Linked DNA regions of Homo sapiens: all the other regions are linked to region 1. A link is a loop called in an ENCODE intact Hi-C map of the cell type or tissue named here. Cell type or tissue: GM12878. All regions are shown on one strand.

Region 1 (8,000 bases):
TGGAAAGGCGGGAAAGGTGGGGAAAAGATTGAGAAATCGGATGGTTGCCGTGTCTGTGTAGAGAGAGGTAGACATGGGAGACTTTTCATTTTGTTCTGCACTAAGAAAAATTCCTCTGCCTTGGGATCCTGTTGATCTGTGACCTTACCCCCAACCCTGTGCTCTCTGAAACATGTGCTGTGTCCACTCAGGATTAAATGGATTAAGGGCGGTGAAAAAAAAAAAAAAAAAAAAAAAAAAAAAAAAAAAGTGATGGCCAAGACTCATAAGATGAATTAAGCGGACTCTCTGGGGAACAGAACCGAACATCACAATACCTTCCCTTCCAGTTCCTTGAATACTTCCAAATCGCACTTAGGATTGAAACTCACCAAATTAGAGAGATGGAATAATGATTTCCATGGTTGGTCTGATTCACTAGGAACAGGTATGCTCAAGCAGTACTTCTCAACCTTTAATGCATTTAGAAATCATCCAGGGATCTTGTCACGGAGCAAATTCTGACTCGGGAGGTCAGGGGTTACCGCCTAAGATTCTGGTGCAAACAGGTTCCACAGGAGGCCTATGTTGTGGGTGCATGAACCCCATTTTGAGTAACAAGGCTATCAAGTCAGAGAATAAATACGCATTGCTTTTACCCACACAGAACTTGCGACTGAAATGAGAAAATAGGCTGAGTGTGATAGCTCATGCCTGTAATACCTGCACTTTGGGAGGCCAAGGCAGGAGGATCCCATGAGCCCAGGAGTTCAAAACCAGCCTGGGCAACATAGTGAGACTCTGCCTCTTAAAAAAAAATTAGAAAAAGGGAAAACCAATCTGGGAAAGATCAAATATTGATCAAACATTGCAAATAATGCCATAAATGATCAGAATAGGGAGAGTAACATGCTACCTGGAGAACTAGAAAAAAAATTCTCAGAGAAGGTGGCCCTGGGACCTCCTGGCTCTGAATGGTGGTTCTGAATATCAGGAGAGGGGCTGGAGAATGGTGTTTTCTAGTGATGCTGCTGGAGTCGTGTACATGGACCGTGTTCCATGAGTAGTGAGCTGACCAATTAGAGAGATGAGGGGTTTGCCAGGACAACTACATAATGAGCCATATTTCAACATACATGAAGTTTTGTGTGTGTGTGCCAAGCAAATGAGTCTCAGATTCTCGGACAAAAACGAATACTTTTGCTCAGACAGACAGCATGTGAGTGCTTCTCCCCCAGCTTCAACCCTGCAGTGTCTACAGGTGTCATTGGTCCCCGGTAGACGTCCTCGGTTCAATGGGTCACTGATCACTTATCACCAGCACCACATGACCCTGGATGGCAGCCAAAGAGTTCCTGGGTCTTGTTTCCCTACCTCCACATTTTTTTCCTGACCCAGCCCGAGCCACGTGCACACCACAGGGCTGGAGTCCCAGTGCTTTTGTCCTGACAGCCCATTCTCCCACTCCCACACCCAACCAGTTCCCCGGGGGGTTTTTGACCAGCAGCTCCGCCTGCAGCCCTCGACCCGGATCCAGGCATCCTGCTTAAGGAGGGGTTCAGGTGGCAGGAAACTCCAGGGCAACAAAGTGTGGGTGGCATGGGTGGGGTTGACCGGAAGGTCACTGTGCTGGGAGGAAGAGGAACGGGTGGAGGGAAGGCAAGATACGGATCAGGAGTATTGACATCCTGTGCCAGTAGAGGGGCCTGCCCCATGGTGGAAGGTGTGGCCGGATGAGCTCGCTGGCCCATGTCCCCCCGTTTCCCAGGCTTTTTCCTCCCACGCTGTATGCAGTGCAAGAACAAGCTGGTGCAATTGGACTAGCAGCAATTGAGTCCTTTTACCCAAAAGAAGAAGAAAGAGCAATGTTTCAAAAGAATAAAAAGGAAGCTGCAGCCAGGTGCAGTGGCTCATTCCTGTAATCCCAGCACTTTGGGGGGCCAAGAGGGGAGGATCCCTGGAGCCCAGGAGTTTGAGACCAGCCTGGGCAACATAGTGAGACCCCACCTCTATTTTTTAAAATGATAATTAATTTTAAATAAGGAAGTTTGTGAAAGCCATTGGTTTCTTTATTCTAAAGAGCGTGGAAAATAGGACAGTCTCCAACAGGCCCTGATTTCCTTTGGTAAGAAAATGAGCAAAGCTATAGACTAGGAAACATGACTGGTTAAAGCCGGCCCATGCACCAACTCCGATACTGATAGTTATGTTTCCTTTCGTTCTTATTTGCTTCAAGCTTTGTTCCAGAAAACATTTGAACACTAGCTAGAACCACCACAGTGAATATCCATTGCCTAAATGCTATCTTTCAGGTATTATGTTCAGACATAGTATTACTTTGGTTAATTCTCAAAATAAAGTAGGTCATATGATTATCCCCATTTTCTGCCTGGTGAACTGTGGTTAAATGGGCTTACAGAGATTAAATGGGTTGCCTGATGTAGCCCAACGAGGAAGGGGCTAGGATAGGAAGCAGGCGCTCTCATTCCAGAACCTGCCTTTTTTCCTCCTGTCTAAACTGCTGCTAAAGGTCAAAGACAAAGGTGCCATGTGAGCAGGGAAGTTATTTTTGTTTTTTACAAAGGTGAAGTAATAGGCTGTGAGTAATGCCCACTGCTCCTTCAGCCCCAGGTACATGCAGTGAGGCGGTACCCACAGAGCCGCGTGGCACTCCTCAACCTGCTAGAGCAGCCGGCCTCCTGCAGGATGGCTTAAGGACCACCTGGTCCTTGGGGTCTGGGTTCTCCGGGTCCTGCTGTTCCCTGCAGCCTTCCTTCTACCCCCAGAGCAGCTTGGGGGCATCTTTAGAGAAAGCGGCAGTGTCGCACCTGCCCCAGCAGCCACAAAACAGAGGAAATTCTGAGCACCTCCGGGCGTGAGTCACCATACCACATTCAGGAATTGCCACCTCTGCCCACAGAATCACCCACTCTTTTCTGTTTGGGACCAAAATAGATACCTCCTTCAGAAGCCGCTGCTTTCTGTACTCTCAGCAATAAAAAAACAAAGGCTAGGATAGGTGTGTGCCTCTGAGGCGTGAGGGGGGGCGCGTTTTCTCCCCTGGGAAGGTTTTCAGAGAGAAGTTGTTGCTACAGCAGTACAGGCAGCTGATGGGTTGAGGGTACAGGAGGAAGAGGGAAAGTCAGGGAGATTGGAGACAACCTCTTGTGTGGTAGGACTTCCGGCTATTGGTTTGTTCATTCCTTTGTTCATTCATTCATTCAGCAAATGTTCATTGAGGAACTGCTATGTGTCAGGCACAGGGTTTGAGACACAGAGATGAATAAGAGCCCATCCTTGACCTCTGCACAGACAATTATGACACAGGCTAAGTGCTGAGATACAAGTTTAAAGAAGGAGTCGATGGAACACACAGATCGATGTTCATTACCCCTGCAAAACCCAGCACATCTCACATCAGGGACTGCCTCATTCACATCATGTTAGATGTGACAGAGAGGACAGCAGAGAGCGTTGTTTTGTCATCAACTACTAAAATTATTAAAACCAAACACCACTAATTTTGAACTTCAGGTAGACAGAGGATGTAGAGTTTTCCTTTGCTCAAGAAATTCCTTTACAGAGAAAATGGGAACATTTCAAGTGGGAGTATTTCAATTCCTTTAATAACAACCTGTTTTCTAGCTCCCACATTCCCCAAGTATTCTAGAAGCACCTTTCATAATGGACAGCTCTGACCAACTGCCCCACACACATGCATGTGAACCGTTCTCCAATCCTAAAAGTCTGTGACTTCTCCAAGGAAAGGAGGAAGGAATCGTATTAGTCCAGTTTACATTATTATATACTTTGTAGCAAAGCAGCAATGTTTCCTTAAAAAATTCTATATATATATATATATATATATATAGCTGGGCATGATGGCTCACGTCTGTAATCCCAGCACTTTGGGAGGCTGAGGCGGGCAGATCACCTGAGGTCAGGAGTTCGAGAACAGCTGACCAACATGGTGAAACCCCGTCTCTACTAAAAATACAAAAGTTAGCCAGGTGTGGTGGCACATGCCTGTAATCCCAGCTACTCAGGGAGGCTGAGGCAGGAGAATCCCCTGAACCTGGAGGCTGAGGTTGCAGTGAGCCGAGATTGAGCCACTGCACTCCAGCCTGGGTGACAGAGGGAAACTCCGTCTCAAAAAAAAAAAGAAAAAAAATATATATATATATATATATATATTTGTGTGTATTTTCTCCTCATGAAATGAGCTCCTTGAAGCAAATCGGCCCATCTTTTCAGAGAAAGATCAGTTTATTACGTCACCAAGTAAAGGGCAAAGGAATCATTTCTAAAAGTTTCGTTTGAAGTCCCCGGAGTTAAAGTTGACGTCAGCCTCTTCCTGCCCTGGTGCCCCGAGAGTTTCCCGGGAGTTTTGGGGATGACACCCGGCTGCATGCGTGACATCTCGCTGGCTGGGGGCAGGCCTGGTGGCTTCCCCGACAATGAAACCAGGCAGAGCCTGCAACCCAGCTGAGCACCAGTGTGGTCTCTGCTTCCGGTCCTTGTGGTAGCACCTCTGTTTACAGCCTGATTTAGAACAAAAAGAACTTTTGTAAAGGAGAAAACTCCTTATATTAAATGGAAAGCAAAACAAACAATTACCAAAAAAAAAAAAAAGTTGGAGGGGTGTTTCAGAATAAAAGAGCCGTCTCTCCAGACATCTGTCTGACGCCCAGGTGGCGCTGAGACCACAGGGTGAGCCTTTTGGCTGGAGATGTTGATCCCTGGTTTACTGCACTTCGGGCTTTCACTACCTTTCACCCACCGGACCATCAGTTTCACTTTCCCTCTCCCAGCGTCTCTCAAGCTCTGCTTCTCTGGCCCCGTTTTCAATCTAGTGCAAGAGGACCTGTAGCCAGGGCACCCATCCTCCTCCTCCTCGTCCTGCACTGGGATCCCAGCTCTGAGCACTCCCGGGCCAGGGAGGCCTTGCTGCGTGCTCTGCTTCTGTGATCTTACAGATTCCTCATGGCCACCATAGGAGATGGGGACTGTTAGCACTATTCCCCCACCCCAACCACCTTTTTTTTGAGACAGAGTCTCACTCTGTTGCCCAGACTGGAGTGCAGTGGTATGATCTCGGCTCACTGCAACCTCTGCCTCCCGGGTTCAAGAGATTCTCATGCCTCAGCCTCCCCAGTAGCTGGGATTACAGGCATGCCCCATCGCCATGCCTGACTAATTTTTGTATTTTTAGTAGAGACAGGTTAGTAGAGACCATGTTGGCCAGGCTGGTCTCAAACTCCTGACCTCAATTGATCCACCAGTCTCAGCCTCCCAAAGTGCTGGGATTACAGGCTTGAGCCACCACGCCCTGCCACCATTCCCATTTTACGGATGAGGAAACTGAGACCATGAGGCAGTAATTCACTCTCCCAAGAAAGCAAGGAGCCAGTAGATCTGAGCAGAACCCATGCATTCAGGCCGACACAGGAAGCAAGCTGTCAACAGGCACTGTTCATCTCCTGGGCTGCCTAGGCAGGCCCTGAAGCTCTGGTTTTCAGTCACCCTGTTATTCATCCCCAAGTTAATCTCCCCTGAAAGCACCTGTCGTGATGCCCTTTCGGCTGCAAGAGCTCCAGTCATTTCCATTGCCTCAGGGGCACTTTGCTACCTCCTCTGCCTGGCACACAACATGCTCCCCAGCCAAGACTGTTCCCTCAGCACATAGCACGCCTTGGCCAGCAGGTCTCCTCCTGTCCTTCAAAGGGAACCTCCTCATTTGTGATTTCAAAGCTGGACTCCCAGGAACACCCTCCTCCCTTACTGGAACAATCTTCCCCATCTTGTCTGCCTACCGGAATTTTTCCCAACCAGAAAAGCGTCTTGAGAGAATGGAAAAGTCTTATGAATTTGGAAAGTTGACAGCTTGAATTCAAATCCTAGCTTGAACTTGTGAATTTCTACTTTCCTTTACGAAAACCTTTGCATGCCATTCTGTGCAGGCACTAGCAAGGTGGTGGGAGGGAGATGGATACAGTAGGGTGAGTGCCGTGTAAAGAAAAGGGAGCAAAGTCTGGGACTGCAGAGAAATGCCACAAAGCACAGACAGAAGAGTCCCGGAGGCTTCCCAGAGAAAGATGACAGCCAATGGGAGACCTCCAGGGAAAGCAGGAGTTAAGAAGGTAGAAATGCATTAGGGAAGTGTGGCATGAGCATGATGGTCAATTTCAATGTGTCCACTTGCCTGGGCTAAGGGATGCCCAGATAGCTGGCTAAACAGTCTCTCTGGGGGTGTCTGTGAGGGTATTTCCAGGAGACACTAGCATTTGAATTGAATAGACTGGGTAAATTTCTTGTTGGTAGACTGAGTAAAGAAAATCACCCTCACCAGTGTGGTGGGGATCATCCAACCATAGAGGACCAGAATAGAACAAGAAGGCAGAGGAAGGTTGCATTCTCTCTGTTCAAGCTGGGACATCCGTCGTCTGCTCTTGGACATTTGCACTCCTGGTTCTCCAGCTTTTGGACTCTGGGACTTACAGCAGGGCCCCTCTGCTCCTCAGGCCTTCAGTCTTAGACTGAGCCACACCACCAGCTTTCCTAGTTATCCAGCTCCAGCTGGCATATTGTGGGACTTCTCAGCCTCCATAATTGAGTGAGCCAACTCCCATTATAAATATTCTCTTATTTATCTACATACATCCTATTGGTTTTGTTTCTCTAGAGAAATTCTGTTTCCCTGAATAATACAATGACCAAGGCCCAAGACAAAACACATGGTGAGCTCCAAGAGCCACGCAGAGTCCCGCAAGGCAGGAGAGCTCAGGCACATAGTGGAAGCAGAGATTTTGAAGTTGGGCATGAGCTGTGTCTTGGAGTCTCCCCATGTCACTGGGCTTAAACTGTGTCCTGGAAGGAACAGAACATCCCAGAGGGGTCTCAGTCAGGGCATGGCTTGTACTTTGGAGAGACAGCATTGGGTTTATGTGAAGAATGAAGGAAGAAGAGAAAGCACTGGGTTTATGTGAAGAATGAAGGGAAGCAGAAAGGCAAACCCATAGGGCATTGAGTAACCTCCATGGAAGTCCATGAGGGTAGGGTTTTAACCTCGGTGGGCCTCAGCTTCTGTTCGTATAAAATGGGAATAACACAGACCCTGCTGGGTGCTGTAAGGCTACATAAGCTAGCCTGCCTAGAGTGACCAGAGCACACAGTAGGTGCTCACTAAATGTGACTTGCTGGGCTTCTAGTCTGCATGGCCAAAGGCCCTTCCCTCGGACCTTTCCGTGTGGATGCCTCACAGGCTGCTCAGTCTACACATCCAGAACTGTCCTCCCTCCCTGGAACCTACTCTTTCTCCTCTCTTTGCTATCTCAATGAATGGCACCCCATCCTCCCCATCGCCCAGGAAATCTGGGCAAAATCCTCATTTCTTCCTTGCTGTCCTCCATGCACCTAATAATCCAGCCTCAATTTTTGGCAATTCCAACTTCTAAAATCTCTTAACGCCAGCAACCCCTCTTCTTGCTTACTTATCACCACCCACCTCAGGACTCCCATGACAGCCTTCCTGTGATGCATGACGGGCACATGACAAGGGCAGTTGAGGGTCAGGGGCCACGGGAGCAGGATGCAGCCAGCACATGAGGGAGGATAGGCGGGAGGACAGGCAGACACTTGTGCGTAAGAGCACGCACTTGTCAGGCTGCCTGGGTCCAAGTCCTAGCTCCACCACTGAGGGGCTGTGTGTCTCTGGGCAAGTCACTGGGCCTCTCTGTGCCTTAGTTCCTGCCTCTAGAGAACGGAGATGAGAAGAACACATCACCTCATAATTAATTACTGCATAAGTAATAATTTTAATTATATTGACTATTATACTCTATTAGTGTATGATGTCTTTTATTATATATATTTATCATATAATATACTAATTATATTAATGAGTATACTATAGTATTTTATATAACATACCCTAATTGCTTATTATATATCTGTATAATTATTTTATCATATAAGATAATTTCATAAGCTAAGATGGTATTTTATATATTTCATTTATTATA
Region 2 (8,000 bases), 470 kb after region 1:
GTGGAAGTGTGTTTCCTCAGCAGCTGTGAGTCCTCAGAATACTGGGTCCCCACGGACCAGCCAGCAGAGGGACAGCCCTTCCTTAGTGGGGCTCTCCAAGGGCCATAGGAGCACCATGGGCTGGTGCATGTGGCCTCGGGCTGCTCTGGGGAGAGGGTCATTGGTCCCTCTTACTCACCTCCTGTCGGGAGTGGCCAGACACAGCCTGACCATACAAGGGTGACTAGGAGTTTAGGTTCGAGAGTATTGAGGGTGGCCAGGCATTCCGAGTCCAGGGCCCTCCAGGCAAAAACAACTCATCAACCTTTTGAAAGCAACAGCTGAGTCACTAATACCATTAGCAACCAGAATTTGCACTTTCGGTGTGCCGGCATTCTTCTGAGTGTTTTACCTAGAGTCACTGACTCAATTCTCACTGAAACCCTAGGAGGGAGGCAGTGCTATTGCCTCCATTGTATAGATGAGGCAACTGACACTCAGAGAGGTGAAGTAACTTCCTCAAGGATACACAGCTTATAAACACTGGGATTCACACCCAGTTAGTTTGGCTCCAGCATTCCTGCTTTTGACCCCAACATTACACAGCCTCTGATTTATACAATTACAAACATTTTAAATACTGGAAGCTGAATTCAAACTGCATCCACCAACTTGACTTCTAAGACCCCATACACTTTACCTGAGGGGTGCTCAGCCACCAGGCAAAGAATGGGCTGCAGTGACACACTGGCACACGTGCCTCCCGCTTGCGTCTGTGTTCTAAGCTGCTGCGTCCCTGTTGATGTGCACTGAGCTTGCGAGTGATTTGGACTCTCGAGACAATTTCTTTTTTCTTTTCTTTTTTTTTTTTTGAGACGGAGTCTCGCTCTGGCTGGAGTGAAGTGGCGTGATCTTGGCTCACTGCAACCTCCACCTCCTGGGTTCAAACAATTCTCCTGCCTCAGCCTCCCAAGTAGCTGGGATTACAGGTGCCCGCCACCATGCCTGGCCATTTGTTTTTGTATTTTTAGTACAGACGGGGTTCTACCATGTCGGTCAGGCTGGTTTCAAACTCCTAACCTCAAGTGATCCACCTGCCTCAGCCTTCCAAAGTGCTAGGATTACAGGCCTGAGCTACCGCGCCCGGCCTCTCGAGACAATTTCTGTTCAGCCAACTTTTCCTATATCTTTCTCAAAATTATTAGTTTCCGCCCACTGTTCCAATCGAATATGGTCTCTTTTATGAATACCAGCTCTGTCGCCTGCAGCACATTTGCTCTCCCTGGAAGCTTTGGGTCATTTGTGGATCTGGACAGCGTGTTTTCACTGAAGCCGCTGGGTGAGAACAGTGGAGGCGCAGGCGCAGGCTGGGGGCTGGGCAGACACTTCCTTTAGGTGCTGCTGTGTATTCAGCTATGGATCCATCCACTGTGCACTCCCATCCAGCCGGTTTGTCCCAGAGGTGGTGGTAGGGAAGTTCCAGGACATTCCTGTTTCCTCCGCTGCCTTCTCTCTTAGCTGAGCCCTTTCTCACCTTTCCTCCCAGACCCTGTTCCCTCCCCTTACTTGCGGGGCATCCTCGGGGACAGGTTCTGAAACCACAGCTGTGGGCCAGCGTTCCACCTATTGTCTGCGAGCCAGCAGAGCAGAACAAACCTGCCTGAGATTCTCATTACAGCTTGTGATTTGGGAGACGGGCCAGCTGCGGCTGTTGCCAGGGCAACCAGTGGTGCGGAAAAAGGTAACAAAAAAGAGCCTGGAGCCTCTTGACCGGACTTCAGGAGTGAAGGAGTGGAGGGGAGGGCTCGGGCTTGCCATTCAGGAGCGATTGTTGACATGTCAACTGCAATCCCTCTGCCCCTCTCCAGGCCGGGACAGCCCCCAGCACAGCGCCCTGCCATGCACCACCAGCATGTGCCTGCTCTGTGTCTGTGTTTTCAGGGGTCCACTTGGCCCTGCGTAGCCTTTTCTCTTTTATGCATTTCCCCACTCACACTTGAATGTCTTCAATTCCTTCCTCCCTTTCTCTCATTCTCTTCTGCAGCCCCTTTCCCTCTCCTTTCCCACGTACCAGAACATCAGCCTCAAAAGATTAAAAGAAAATTAGCCAGGGGTGGTGACACGTGCCTGTAATCTAGCTACTCAGGAGGCTGAGGTGGGAGGCTCTCTTGAGCTCAGGAGGTGGAGGCTGCAGTGAGCTGTGATTGTGCCACCGCACTCCAGCCTGCGCGACACAAGTCCCCATGTCTCTAAAATAAAATTTAAAAAAATAATAAAATGAAATGTAAATAAGGCACGGGAGGGAACTGATGGTCCTGTGCTGGCAGATCCTGCGGCCTCAGCACCTAAGCGGCCAATGGGCAAAGGTGGTGAATTCAGCCTGTCTAGATAACCTGTGATTCATTGGTTGGGCAGTGATTTGTGACGAGCCCTGGGACGGTTTCTTTCCAGTTACCCACTGGACGTCTTGTGCTGCCATATCCTGGGGAGCCAGAGGGGGGCATTTTCCTTTGAAGGCTTTGAGAGTCATAGCCAAGCCCTTTTCTCCATGGCGTCCCTCCCTGACCCCACCCAACATTTCAGGAGTTAACCTTCCTAAGAGCCGAGCTCTGGCCGTTTTACTCATCGAAGAGGGAATCCCCTACACATTTTAGGTACTCACGCAGCTCGCTTGCCTGAGCACAGGCTTCGACCTTTACCTCACTTCTGGTAGGAGGTCTGTTTCATTCCCATCCAATCTGCAGGTTTTTCCCTAATCCCTTAAGGAAGCAGTAACTTCATGTTTCTCAGAATATCCTGATTGGAAGAATCACTCGGCAGCTTAGAGCACAGATTCCTGAGCCGCATCTCAGACCTACTGAATCAGAAACTCTGGGGAAGTTATCTGGGAATCTGCTTTAGAAAAATTGCCCCCGGTGATGCTCATGTTAGGAGAGGTTTGGGGAACAAAGCCCAAGTGCTGATTTTCGCTTCTCGGGCTCAGCACTTGGGTTCTGTCTGGGCCTCAGGGTACTCTTTCATCTGCAAGGTGGAACTGATCCTCACAGCTCTGCTATCCTGCCCACAAACTTCCCAGACCAGGGAGGCTCTGGGGAGGCATGGCCGGCCTGGTGCTGGCCCAGTGTGGTCAGGACTAGGTCATGCCCCTGTTGCCCATGGCTCACCATGCTGTGGATATCACATCCATCCATGCCTATTGGCTCATGGCAGCTTAAGCCCTAGAAAGAACAGGTGGGAGAACTTTAGCTCTATGTGCCCACCAGGGATCTCACACCTCCTGGCTGCAGGAGCTGGACGGGAGGTCACCTGGCTTTGATGTAAGCTGCCACCTCTTTATGCATCCATCCTGCGAGCACTTGACATGCTATTGCTCTGCGGCATCGTGGCAGCGCTGTATACCGAGAGGAATGCAGGGTTTAGGGCTCAAAAGCTCTGGTTGAATCCTGGCTGCCACTTGCTACCTGTGGGGTCCTGGAGCACTTCCTTTCCTTATCTGTAAAACATGGATAACAACCAACTTCACAGGGTTGCTGTGAAAATTAAGTATGAAAAATTTCCAGCAGAGTGCTTTGCAGATAGAGAACTCGATGCATGTCAGTTCCCTTTCTGTTCATTTTCTCTCTTCCTGTTCAGGTACAGGCTGATTCATTAAACCTCTCTCACTTCTTCTTTCAGATCCCATTAAAACACTTCTGAAGAAAGGTCAAGATACAAAAATCAATTGTATTTTCATATAGTAGCACCAAACATTTGGGAACTGATATTTAAAAAACCAATTCCATTTACAATAGTGTCAAAAAACATAAGATAATTAGCAACAGATTAATAAAAGATGGGAAATATTCAATATCAATACTGAAAACACAAGATGATGCTGAGAGAAATTAAAGAAGATGTAAATACATGGAAAGATATACTATGTTCATGGATTGGACAACTCAGTATTAATATGTCAGTTCCCCCTAAGCTGAAGTATGGCTTCAACACAATCCCAATAGGCTTTCATTTAAAACAAATATAAATTGACAAATGAATTTTAAAATTTGGAAATGTAGAGACTTAGAATAGGCAAAACAATTTAGGAAAAGAAGAAAAAGTTGGAGAGCTTACACTACCTAACATCAAGTTTTACTGTAAAGCTAGCTATTTAAATAGTGTGGTATTGACCTAAGAATAGACAAATAGATGAGTGGAGCTCAGAAGTAGACCCACACTGACATGAACAATTGACTGTTGACAAAATTATCAAAGCAATTCAACAGGGAAAGGATGGCCTTTTCAACAAATGGTGGTGGTGGTCAGGCGTGGTGGCTCATCATGCCTGTAATCCCAGCACTTTGGGAGGCCAAGGCAGGCGGATCACCTGAGGTCAGGAGTTCGAGACCAGCCTGGCCAACATGGTGAAACCCCATCTCTACTAAAAATACAAAAATAAGCCAGGCCGGGGGATGGGGGCACCTGTAATCCCAGCTACTTGGGAGGCTGAGGCAGGAGAATCACTTGAACCCGGGAGGCATAGGTTGCAGTGAGCTGAGACTGCGCCATTGCACTCCAGCCTGGGCAACAAGAGAGAGACTCCATCTCAAAAAACAACAAACAAACAAACAAACAAAACATCCCCTCCCCAAAAAATGGTTCTGGAACAGCTGAATATCCATGGGAAAAACATTAACTTTGACTATTCCCTCGCCATACACAAAATTAAGTCAAGATTGGTCATAAACTCAAATATGAAAGCAAAACCCATAAAAGCTTTTTGAAGAAAATGGGAAATGAAGGATAATATCTTTGTGGTCAAGGAGCAGACAAAGATTTCTTTGTTAGAATACAGAAAACAATAACCATGAAATAAACAGTTAATGAATTAGACGTTAAAAAAATTAAAAACTTCTGCTCATCAAAGCAAGCGTCATAATGGACAAGCCACAGACTCAGAAAAATATTTGCATTTGCAAAACCTGTGTCTGACAAAGGATTTATGAGAATTTATAAAGAACTCCTACAACCTAATAATAAAAACACAAACAGCCCAATTAAAAAATGGGCAAAAGTCTTGATGGCCCCTCCTTATTTCTTTATAGAAATATATTAGGGTCAGAGGCAGTGGCTCACACTTGTAATCTCAGCACTTTGGAAGGCTGTGGTGGGCGGATCACTTGAGGTCAGGAGTTCAAGACCAGCTTGGCCAACATAGTGAAACCCTGTCTCTACTAAAAATACAAAAATTCGCCAGGTGTGGTGGCACATGCTGGTAATCCCAGCTACTTGGCAGGCTGAGGCGGGAGGATCACTTGAACTCAGGAGGCAGAGGTTGCAGTGAGCCGAGGCACTGTACTGCAGCCTGGGCTCAGAGTGAGACTCTATTTCAAAAAAAAAAAAAAATATATATATATATATATACACACACATATATTTTCAACTGGCCAATAAATAAATGAAAAGATGCTCAACATTATTACTTCTTAGAGCAATGAAATGAAAACCACAATGCAATACTACGTCCCCCACTAGAATGGCTAAACTTAAGAAGCTTTACGACATCAAGTGCTGGCAAGGACAGGGGGCAACCTGAACTCTCTCATATGTGGCTGGTTGGAGTACAGGATGGTGTAACCACCTTGGAAAAGGGTTTGGTGCTTATAAAGTTAAACAAATACCTACCCTATGACCCAGACATCTCACTGCAAGATATCTATCAAAAGGAAATGAAAGCATATGTCTACAAACAACCTGTACAAGAATGTTCATAGCAGCTTTATTTATGATAGCGAAAACCGGGAAGCAACGTCTATCAGAAAGAGAATGAATGAACGAATTCTGTTATATTCTCATAACGGACTCCTGCACCACAATGAAAAGAACTAAAAAGACATGGATGAATCCTGCAGACATGGCACCGAGCCAAAGAAGCCGGATACAGAAGAGTGCACGGATGTGTGGATGTTTTTTTTTTTTTTCGAGATGGAGTCTCACTTTGTTGCCCAGGCTGGAGTGCAGTGGCATGATCTTGGCTCACTGCAGCCTCTGCCTCCCTGGTTCAAGCAATTCTGCTGCCTCAGCCTCCTGAGTAGCTGGGGTTACAGGCGTGCACCACCATGCCCGGCTAATTTTTGTATTTTTAGTAGAGAGGGGTTTCACCATGTCGGCCAGGCTGGTCTTGAACTCCTGACCTCAGGAAATCCACCCGCCTTGGCCTCCCAAGTGCTGGGATTACAGGCATGAGCGACAAGCCTGGCCCCCTTTTTTTTTTTTGAGACAGAGTCTTGCTCTGTCTCCTAGGCTGGAGTGCAGTGGTACGATCTTGGTTCACTGCCTCCCAAGTTCAAGTGATTTTTGGTCCTCAGCCTCCCGAGTAGCTGGGATTACAGGTGCCCACCACCACACCCAGATAATTTTTGTATTTTTAGTAGAGATAGGGTTTAGCCATATTGGCTAGGCTCGTCTTGAACTCCTGATCTCAAGTGATCTGCCTGCCTCAGACTCCCAAACTGCTGGGATTACAGGCGTGAGTCACTGCGCCCAGACTTGCTTCCATTTAGATGGAGCCCCAGCTCAGCAAACCCAGTCTATATTGAGAGAAATCAGATCCGTGGCTGCTGCTGGGTGAGAACTTGGTCAGGAGGGGGCCAAATGGAGCTTTCTAGCATGGTAAACACATGCCATATGACTTGGTAGGGATGTGAGCCGCATGCATGGATTGTACATTAAAATGCACTGGACTGTACATTTCAGGTTTCATTGTGTGTAAATTTTACTTCTGAAACACTATGAACAGATATTGACCCTGGTGAGTAGGTTTGCTTTTCTCAGTGGTAGGGGTTAACAATTCTGAAACCATTTTCTGTTTACCAGAGGTTTAAGCAAGTGAGAAAACGTAATAAAATGGGAGGCAGCCTTCTGGCTGGGAAGGGGCAGAGTATCTGTGACCTTCTGCTGGTTCCCGATAATGGCCTTGGGGTCCGTCTCCCAAGCACCTCTGCTGGGGCTGCCCCTCAGCCCTCCCGCGTGTTGGGGCGGTGGTGGGGACAGTTCCCATGTGTGTTCGTGAAGCCCGCCCAGAACTTCAGCACCTTGGGCCGGGCACGGTGGCTCACACGTGTAATCCCAGCACTTTGGGAGGCTGAGGCGGGCAGATCATGAGGTCAGGAGTTCAAGACCAGCCTGAACAACTTGGTGAAACCCTGTCTCTACTAAAAATTACAAAAATTAGCCGACTAAAAATTACAAAAATTAGCCGGGCGTGGTGGTGCGTGCCTGTAATCCCAGCTACTCAGGAGGCTGAGGCAGAAGAATTGCTCGAACCTGAGAGGCGGAGATTGCAGTGATCGGAGATCGTGCCATTGCACTCCAGCCTGGGCGACAGAGTGAGACGCCATTTCAAAAAAAAACGAAGAACTTCAGCACCTTTAACATTGGGCACACGCTGAGCTGTAAGTAGGGGACGGAGGTGCCAGAGGAGGGACAAAGGATAACCAAGGCCTCCTAACACCTGGGCCATGGGGGTTTAGGCATGCATCGTTTTTAGCTTCTTGTCGTGGAGATCACGCTGTGTATTTCATTATACATACTTTGCATTCATTTAGGTTGCTTGCTTGGTTCATATACACACCCTTTACCTCTATGGGGATGATGTGCTGAGGAACAAGGCGTGTGTGGGGTGTGTGTGTGTGGGGTGTGGCTGTGGTGTGTGTGCGGGGTGTGCGTGTGTGTGGGGGTGTGTGTGCGGGGTGTGTGTGTGGGGGTGTGTGTGCGGGGTGTGTGTGTGGGGGTGTGTGTGTGCGGGGTGTGTGTGTGTGTGGGTGTGTGCAGGGTGTGCGTGTGCAGGGTGTGTGTGTGCGGGGTGTGTGTGTGCGGGGTGTGTGTGTGCGGGGTGTGTGGGTGCGGGGTGTGTGTGTGCAGGGTGTGTGGGTGCGGGGTGTGTGTGTGCGGGGTGTGTGTGTGTGCGCGGTGTGTGTGTGTGCGGGGTGTGCGTGTGCGGGGTGTGTGGGTGCGGGGTGTGTGTGCGGGGCATGTGTGTGGGG
Region 3 (8,000 bases), 150 kb after region 1:
ATGGATGGAACAACCAGACAGAAGATAAATAAGGAAAACAGAGGATCTGAACAACACTATGGACTAAGCGGGCTGAACGAACATATACAGAATACTCCACCCAACAACAGCAAAATATACATTCCTCTCAAGGGCACATGAAACATTCTCCAGGATAGATCACCTGTTAGGCCACAAAACAAGTTTCAACAAACTTAAAAACCACTTAAGTTATTATATGAAGTATCTTTTTAAATCACAATGGAATGTAACCAGAAATCAATAGCAGAAGGAAAACTGAAAAATCCACAAATATATGGATATTAAACAACATACCCTTGCCCAGGCACAGTGGTTTATGCCTGTAATCCCTGCACTTTGGGCAGCTGAGACAGGCGGATCACTTAAGGCCAGGACTTTGAGACCATCCTGGATTACATGGTGAAACCCTATCTCTCCTAAAAATACAAAAATTAGCCAGGCATGGTGGCACATGTCTGTAATCCCAGCTACTTGGGAGGCTAAGGCACAAGAATCACTTGAACTTGGGAGGTGGAGGTTGCAGTGAGCCAAAGTCGAGCCACTGCACTCCAGCCTGGGTGACAGAGCAAGACTCTGTCTCAAAAAAAAAAAAAAAAAAACCAACAACAACAAAAAACACATTCTTAAAACAACCAATGGGTCAAAGAAGAAATCACAAAGAAAAGTAGAAAATATCTTGAGACAAATGAAAATGAAAACATAACATACCAAAACTTATGAAATGCAATGAATGCTGTTGGGCTGTTTTAAGAGAGGGGTTTATTGCTATAAATGCTTACACTCAAACAAACAAACAAACAAAAAATGGGCCAGACATGGTGGCTCACGCCTGTAACCCCAGCACTTGGGAGGCTGATGGCAGGCAGATCACTTGAAGTTAGGAGTTTCAGAGACCATCCTGGCCAACATGGTAAAACCCCATGTCTACTGAAAATACAAAAATTAGCCGGGTGTGGTGGCGCACGCCTGTAATCCCAGCTACTGGGGAGGCTGAGGCAGGAGAATCACTTGAACCTGGGAGGCAGAGGTTGCAGTGAGTCAGGATCGTGCCACTGCACTCCAGCCTGGGCAACAGTGGGAAACTCTGTCTCAAAAAAAAAAAAAAAGAAGTCAAGGGAGATATGAGGAACCCTCCAGGTGGGGAAGGTGGGAGGATGAGAGCAACCCAGGGAGGGGAAGGAATGTGCAGTCTGTGGTCAGGGCACAGCAGATGAGCTGTAGACAGAACTCAGGGAAGCTGTGTTGAGTGGAAGTGAACAAAGAGGCTAGAGTCATAGGGTGGGGCAGACACGGAAGGCCTTAAATGCCTCTAAGGAGTCTGAATGTCTTCTGAAGGCAAATGGAAACCATTTCTGAAAAGATCCTCTGATTATAAGCGTGCATTAAGCAAAGTTACGTGCTTTTAGAGGAAACATCTCCCGACTCCAGCACTCACTCACCAGCGGGTCACTGATGATCTCCCTCCACAAGTGGCACACCAAGCTCAGGTTCCAATAGAGGTCTTCCACCGGGAGGAAGGCAAACACGTGCCTCAGGACCTCACTAGGCAGGCTGCAAATGTGGCTCAGTGCTTCCTGGCAGGGCAAGGTCCCAAGAAGCCCATAGTATGAGTCAGGAATGGGATCAGGACCCACGTCCCCAGCATCTTGGTCGGTTTCACCAGACTCCGCAGAGAGCCGAGACGTACTGTCCTCTGCTTCTTGCCTGGCCTCCCTAGGCCTTGTGCATGGCACAGACAAATGGTGCCGTGGAGCTTTCTTAGAAACTCCATCCCACCGGCTGGTCCCGGTAGCCTGGTTACTCTCTTCCTCAGAGGACCAAGACCGCTTCCTGGAGGGCGGGGCAGACCCTGGTGAGCCCGGCCCTGCACTGCCTTCCTGAGGCAGTGCACAGCTGCTCTCTGCAGGAAAGATCATGTCACCCTCAGAGTCCTGACAGCTGTCCTGGCCAACAGAATTGCTTTTGGCCATGTCATTGGTGCACGGCTGCTTGCCTGCTAGGAAGAACTCAGGGATGCATCTTTGACTTCCCTGACCTGTAGAGAGAACCCAAACAGGATGGACAAGAAATGAACGATGACTGTTGACCTGCTGTTAATCCATATAAGACACACTAATTTTCAATTATCTATGTTAATAGTGGAAAGAGATAAAAACACATTTATGGGCCAACTGATTATATAAATAACTAATCCAAACAATATTTATATTTGGCTCTATCATATTACCAGACACACATTTGCAAAGAGACAGAGACCAGTCTTCACATGATGTGATGGCCAGCAATACTCCCTGCAGTAAAAACAAGTACAGAGAAACACGCTGCACAGGGAACATCTGAATGGACAGACAAAAAGGAGGTGACTGCTCACAACCACACCGCCACTCACAAAGTGCCCCGCTCCCACTAACTCTACAACAGCAAGTCTACATGTGCTTAAGCAGAAATTCACATGCTTGGGGTCATCAGGATTCGGAAAATCTCACTCTTCTCATTTGACAGTGCTAAAACTTTTATTTTTATTTCTTTTTTATTTATGTATTTATTTATTTTTTAGATGGAATCCCACTCTGTCGCCCAGGCTGGAGTGCAGTGGTGTGATCTTGGCTCACTGCAACCACCACCTCCCAGGTTCAAGTGATTCTCCTGCCTCAGCCTCCCAAGTAGCTGGGACTACAGGCGTATGCCACCATGCCTAGCTCATTTTTGTATTTTAGTAGAGATGGGGTTTCGCCGTGTTGGCCAGGCTGGCCTAGAACTCCTGACCTCAAGTAATCCACTCACCTCGGCCTCCCGCAAAGTGCTGGCATTACAGGCGTGAGCCCCTGCGCCCAGCTTTTATTTGTATTTCTTCCTGTGAAGGTGACACATTAATTTATTTTTAAAATAAAAAGTCGGGACTCAGAATTCTCTTTATAGTGTTAGAGTGGTACCTAATCTCTTCTACATGTTTGTTCAGTGAACATTTACTAAGCACCAATGATTCTGAGACAAATGTAAAGTGAAAAACCTCACAGACTTTTCAGGAACATAGGGAACATTTTCAAACTCCTAAAAATTATTTTTAAATGCCAAAGAAGTAAACACTTTATCAATAATACATAGTTCCTTTCTAAATGGCTGTATCCAAAATATTCACTTTGGAAGAGAATGGACTGAAACTCGGTTTAGCCTTTAACAAAATTTATGAAACTGAAACAGATATTTTTCTATATTAGTAAAATTTAAAAAAAAAATTATAACGGTTAACTGTTTCTTGGGCAATCTGATAGAAACCCAGAGTTTTGACTTCACTATTACTACAGGTTAAATCCATATGATCAGGGTTAAATCCTAGCATTTTCTTTTTTAAAAAATATTATTATTATTTTAAAATAGAGACGGGGTCTCATTATGTTGCCCAGGCTGGGCTGGCACTTCTGGGCTCAAGCAATTCTCCCACTTCAACCTCCCAAACTGCTGGGATTACAAATAAGGCATGAGCTACTGCTCCCAGCCAAATCCTGGTATCTTCCAACTGTTGAATCCAGTCACACCCACAGTCACTGAGATGTCACCACGTGGTCAGGGCCACCTCACAAGTCCTTGTCAGTAAAAAACTCAAAATAGAGAAGAAACAGACTTCTATATATGGAACAAACTCAGTATCAGACAGGATATAAGTAAGTTTCAAACTGCCTCATACAGTTGGTTATAGTAGTTCCCACAGCAGGAAACATACAATAGTTAAAGACAACCAGGCTGGGAGAGGTGGCTCGCACCTGTAATCCTGGCAGTTTGAGAGGCGGAAGCAGGTGGGTCTCTTGAGCCCAGGAGTTTGAGACCAGCCTGGGCAACGTAGCAAAACCCTGTCTCTACAAAAAAATACAAAAATTAGCTAGGCATGGTGGCGCGCGCCTGTAAGTCCCAGCTACTTGGGAGGCTGAGCTGGGAGGCAGAGCTGCAGTGAGCTGAAATGGTGCCACTGCACTCCTGGATGACAGAGCAAGACCCTGCCTCAAAAAAAAAAAAGACAACCAGATAATATTTGAGTTGAATTCTGAAATTAGTTGTATCAAAGGGAAATAAGGCAATCTAGATTTATTAACTAAAGTGGGAATTCATTTGGTACATAGTGGGGACATTCCAGTTGATTTAGCAGAGATAAAATCTGAAGTCAAGGAGCAAGGTTACTGTAGTAGTCCAGGTCCTAGGTGACAAAGAGCTCAGGATGAAGGAATATTTTGGAGGAAAAACAATGACACATGGACCTAGTGACAGATTGGACAGAGAAGATGAATGAAGAGTCAACTAATCTCAGTGTTTCTGGATTGGAATAAGAGTGACACTGGCTCATGTCTTCTATCACTTTATAATTACACAAGCTAATAGGATTCATTCCATCACACTTGTCCACAGCTTTTACAAACTATGATAATAGGATAGAATTTTCATGGAAAACTCGGCGGGGCGCGGTGGCTCACACCTGTAATCCCAGCAGTTTGGGAGGCCGAGGCGGGTGGATCACCTGACGTCAGGAGTTCGAGACCAGCCTGACCAACATGGAGAAACCCCGTCTCTACTAAAAAACAAAATTAGCTGGGGGTGGTGGCACGCACCTGCAATCCCAGCTACTCAGGAGGCGGAGGCAGGAGAATCACTTGAACCCAAAAGGCAGAGGTTGCAGTGAGCCGAGATTGCGCCATTGCACTCCAGCCAGGGCAACAAGATTGAAACTCCGTCTCAAAAAAAAAAAAAAAACTTCATGGAAAACTCACAATAAAAAAAGTGTCAAGCTATTGCATGAAGACTACAAACTCACAGCAGCAACATTTACAAATACTTTTAAACTAGGAGATAGTCAAAGGACCCACACACTACAGGTTTTGAAATGCAAGAGTTTTAGAGGAGACATACCCCTACTCCCTCTTTTTGTTCTCGGTTTAGGATAGAGACCATGGTTCGGATCTCTGTTTGTCCATCTTTGACCGAAGGGCTGGGTCACAGCCAAGTGACTCCGAGCCAAATGCTGGCAGTCAATGGCAGTAAGATGCTTCCGCTTAAACCGTCTCACTGTTTCATACCAGCAGGTAGAAGAAAGGGGATATTCATTAGTTATCACCGATTCTACAAGCTAGCCAGCACATTATACTCAAGTTTCTGCATAGTGACACGATTTTGTCAACACCCCAGCCAACCGTTCCCCCCTCCCCTTGCCCCCCAACTTTGTCCTTTCAATTTCTTCGCATTTTTCTTCCTTAGAATTGAAGAATCCTAAGTGACATTTTAAGATCTTAAGTTTTTTTTTCTACTTATACTTTCTAGAAGACTTGGTCATGAAATGCTCATTTAAGAAAACGTTGTGGCTGGGCGCGCTGGCTCACGTCTGTAATCCCAGAACTTTGGGAGGTGGAGGAGGGGGCAAGACATTTTTAGTAAGTCTACTAAAAATACAAAAATTAGCTGGGCGTGGTGGTGCAGACCTGCAATCCCAGCTACTTAGGAGACCGAGGCAAGACAATCGCTTGAACCCAAGAGGTGGAGGTTGCAGTGAGCTGAGATCGCACCACTGCACTCCAATCTGGGCGACACAGCAAAAAAAGAAGTTGTCACTAGTGGATATACTGAGGTTTGGCATCTGTTCCTTAACTTTCTCCAGGCCATTTATATTTCTATTATAATCAAAAGTATTTAAGAATCGGCTATATATTTTTTTAAATAACAAAAAACTTTTATAACTTTCTTTTTTGTTAAATGGTTAAATTTTTTTTAATTGTAGTAAAAAGCACATAACATGAAAAGCACATAACTAGAAGCAAAACATCATGATAATAAAACAGGCTGCAGTTTCCTTGAAAGAAGGACCAAAGGGCACACATGTCTCAGCCCCCCGAGCCCCTTGGTATTGAGAACTGACTTGAAAGGACAGGAGCGACTCCCCCAGCCCCCAAATGGAAGAGAAGCCAATTCCTTTTCAGGACCTTTAGAGGAGAAAACTTCATATCTTCCCTTAGCAAAACACTACAGCAACAATTGCGCCTAGAATTTTGTTTCAACGGTACTGAAATACTTGGTTTTGTATTACTCATCTTCTTTCAGGTAATTCTTATCCATGTGTAACCAAGACTCTCCATGCTTCTGCATCTGTTACTGCATGTAAGATCTAGCTACCTCCTTATGGCATGAAACACTAAAATGTAAAGATACACTTCTTAAAAAATAAGAATTAGGTCAGGTGCAGTGGCTCACGCCTGTAATCCCAGCACTTTGAGAGGCCAAGATGGGTGGATCACTTGAGGTCTAGAGCTCAAGACCAGCCTGGCAACATGGTGAAACCCCATCTCTACTAAAAATATAAAAATCAGCCAGGTGTGGTGGTGGGCACCTGTAACCCCAGCTACTCAGGAGGCTGAGGCCCAAGAATCACTTGAACCCGGGAGGCGGAGGTTGTAGTGACCCAAGATTGTGCCATTGCACTCCAGCCTGGACGAGAGTACAACTCCATCTCAAAAAAAAAAAAAAAAGAAAAAGAAAAAAAAGAATTAAAGTTAGCCTTTATAGGAGATGGTCAAAAGAGAATAAAATCAGGTTCTACCAGTATCATATTTTCACAGATCCTAAAAAACACTCCAGTAGGTCGGGCGCAGTGTCTCACACCTGTAATCCCAGCACTTTGGGAGGCCGAGGCGGGTGGATCACCTGAGGTCAGGAGTTCAAGACCAGCCTGGCCAACATAGTGAAACCCCGTCTCTATTAAAAATAGAAAAAATTAGCTGGGCATGGTGGCATATGCCCCGGAGGCTGAGGCAGGAGTATCGCTTGAACGTGGGAGGCAGAGGTTGCAGTGAGCCGAGGTCGCACCATTGCACTCCAGCCTGGGCAACAAGAGTGAAACTCCATCTCAAAAAGAAAATAAAGAATACTCCACCACTAAACTATGGTATCAAATGCCAGAATCTCACTCAACATTTCTTTTTTTTTCTTTTTTCTTTTTTTGAGACAGAGTCTCCCTCTGTTGCTTAGGCTGGAGCACAGTGACACAATCTTGGCTCACTGCAACATTCACCTCTTGGGTTCAAGTGATTTTCTTGCCTTGGCCTCCCAAGTAGCTGGGACTACAGGCCCCCTCCACCACACCCAGCTAACTTTTGTATCTTTAGTAGAGACGGGGTTTTACTATGTTGGCCAGGCTGGTCTCGAACTCCTGGCCTCAAGTGATCCGTCCACCTCGGCCTCCCAAAGTGCTGGGATTACAGATGTGAGCCACTGTGCCCAGCTTGACATTTCCTTTAAGCTTGAAAATACATAAAGCCAAGACCCCAGTGATTTAGCTGATATAGTTTACAATATTTTTTCATTATTCCTCCCTAGCTAATTCAGAAATCACCCTTCCAAATTTCAGTTAACTTTTTCAAGGTTTAATACCAGCTTTTTTAAAAAAAAACTTCATGAATATTTTAAGACTTTTCCAAAATCAATTCTACAAACAAAAGCAGTTCTGAGAGCCCCTCTGAAAGGACGCTGGAAATCGTCTAACTACCTGAACTCAGAAGCTGGGTGCAACCCCATGAGCGCCAGGCCTCAGCAATCACAGATGCGCTCACTCTCACGAAGCAGCACAGCGCAGCGTGGTGAGCCGGCGAGGGCCTGGCGGGAGGGCTGGGCTGGCACCCTCAGCTGGCCACTTGGTTGCTCTATGGCTTCAGGGCACCTCAGGTCTCTAAGTCTGATAGGTCTACGGCCATACCACCCTGAACGCGCCCAATCTCATCTAAGTCTGATAAGTGTCATCAGGAACAGATGAGAAAATATGCTCAAAACTGTCTGTCAAATTATCCAACTGCATGCATACAAACTTACCTGTTTCCTCTATTTAACAAGGCTTATGTGAGTAGCCTGCCTAAGACATTGAAATATCCTTCAAATTATAAAGATGCCACCTAATGGCAAAGCAGGAAGTGTATTAGCAGCCCAAATACAGCCAATTCTGTATTACTGGA

Evidence for each region. Peaks named below come from ENCODE experiments on the same cell type or tissue, not always from the same donor. Only the 100,000 strongest peaks of a DNase experiment are listed, where the experiment ranks them.
Region 2: a loop joins it to region 1, with 7 times the contacts of the local background. A loop is called at or near these places in 2 of 110 quality-filtered maps.
Region 3: a loop joins it to region 1, with 6 times the contacts of the local background. A loop is called at or near these places in 3 of 110 quality-filtered maps.

The regions. Positions count from the first base shown.
Region 1 is chr10:6,047,668-6,055,667 of GRCh38, reverse strand. All of the region lies in intron 1 of IL2RA (interleukin 2 receptor subunit alpha), which reads left to right. Among named protein-coding and RNA genes, the nearest start is that of IL2RA, 11 kb to the left of the region's middle. RefSeq lists a cis regulatory region at 2,642-3,142 and enhancers at 4,164-4,433, 4,524-4,653, 4,664-5,043. In GM12878, a CTCF peak has its summit at 4,675; DNase peaks (open chromatin) are centred at 2,937, 4,467 and 4,727; H3K4me3 peaks cover 1,423 bases; H3K27ac peaks cover 3,429 bases.
Region 2 is chr10:5,577,431-5,585,430 of GRCh38, reverse strand. No RefSeq gene overlaps it. Among named protein-coding and RNA genes, the nearest start is that of LASTR, 15 kb to the left of the region's middle. RefSeq lists enhancers at 1-892, 1,499-2,027. In GM12878, no CTCF peak of the experiment used is centred here; DNase peaks (open chromatin) are centred at 360, 1,620, 3,590 and 6,670; H3K4me3 peaks cover 1,962 bases; H3K27ac peaks cover 2,185 bases; H3K27me3 peaks cover 88 bases.
Region 3 is chr10:5,900,093-5,908,092 of GRCh38, reverse strand. It overlaps FBH1 (F-box DNA helicase 1), which reads right to left. Exons shown (of 21, transcript NM_178150.3): 2 at 4,918-5,073; 3 at 1,461-2,056. Among named protein-coding and RNA genes, the nearest start is that of FBH1, 14 kb to the right of the region's middle. In GM12878, no CTCF peak of the experiment used is centred here; a DNase peak (open chromatin) is centred at 3,692; H3K4me3 peaks cover 417 bases; H3K27ac peaks cover 2,523 bases.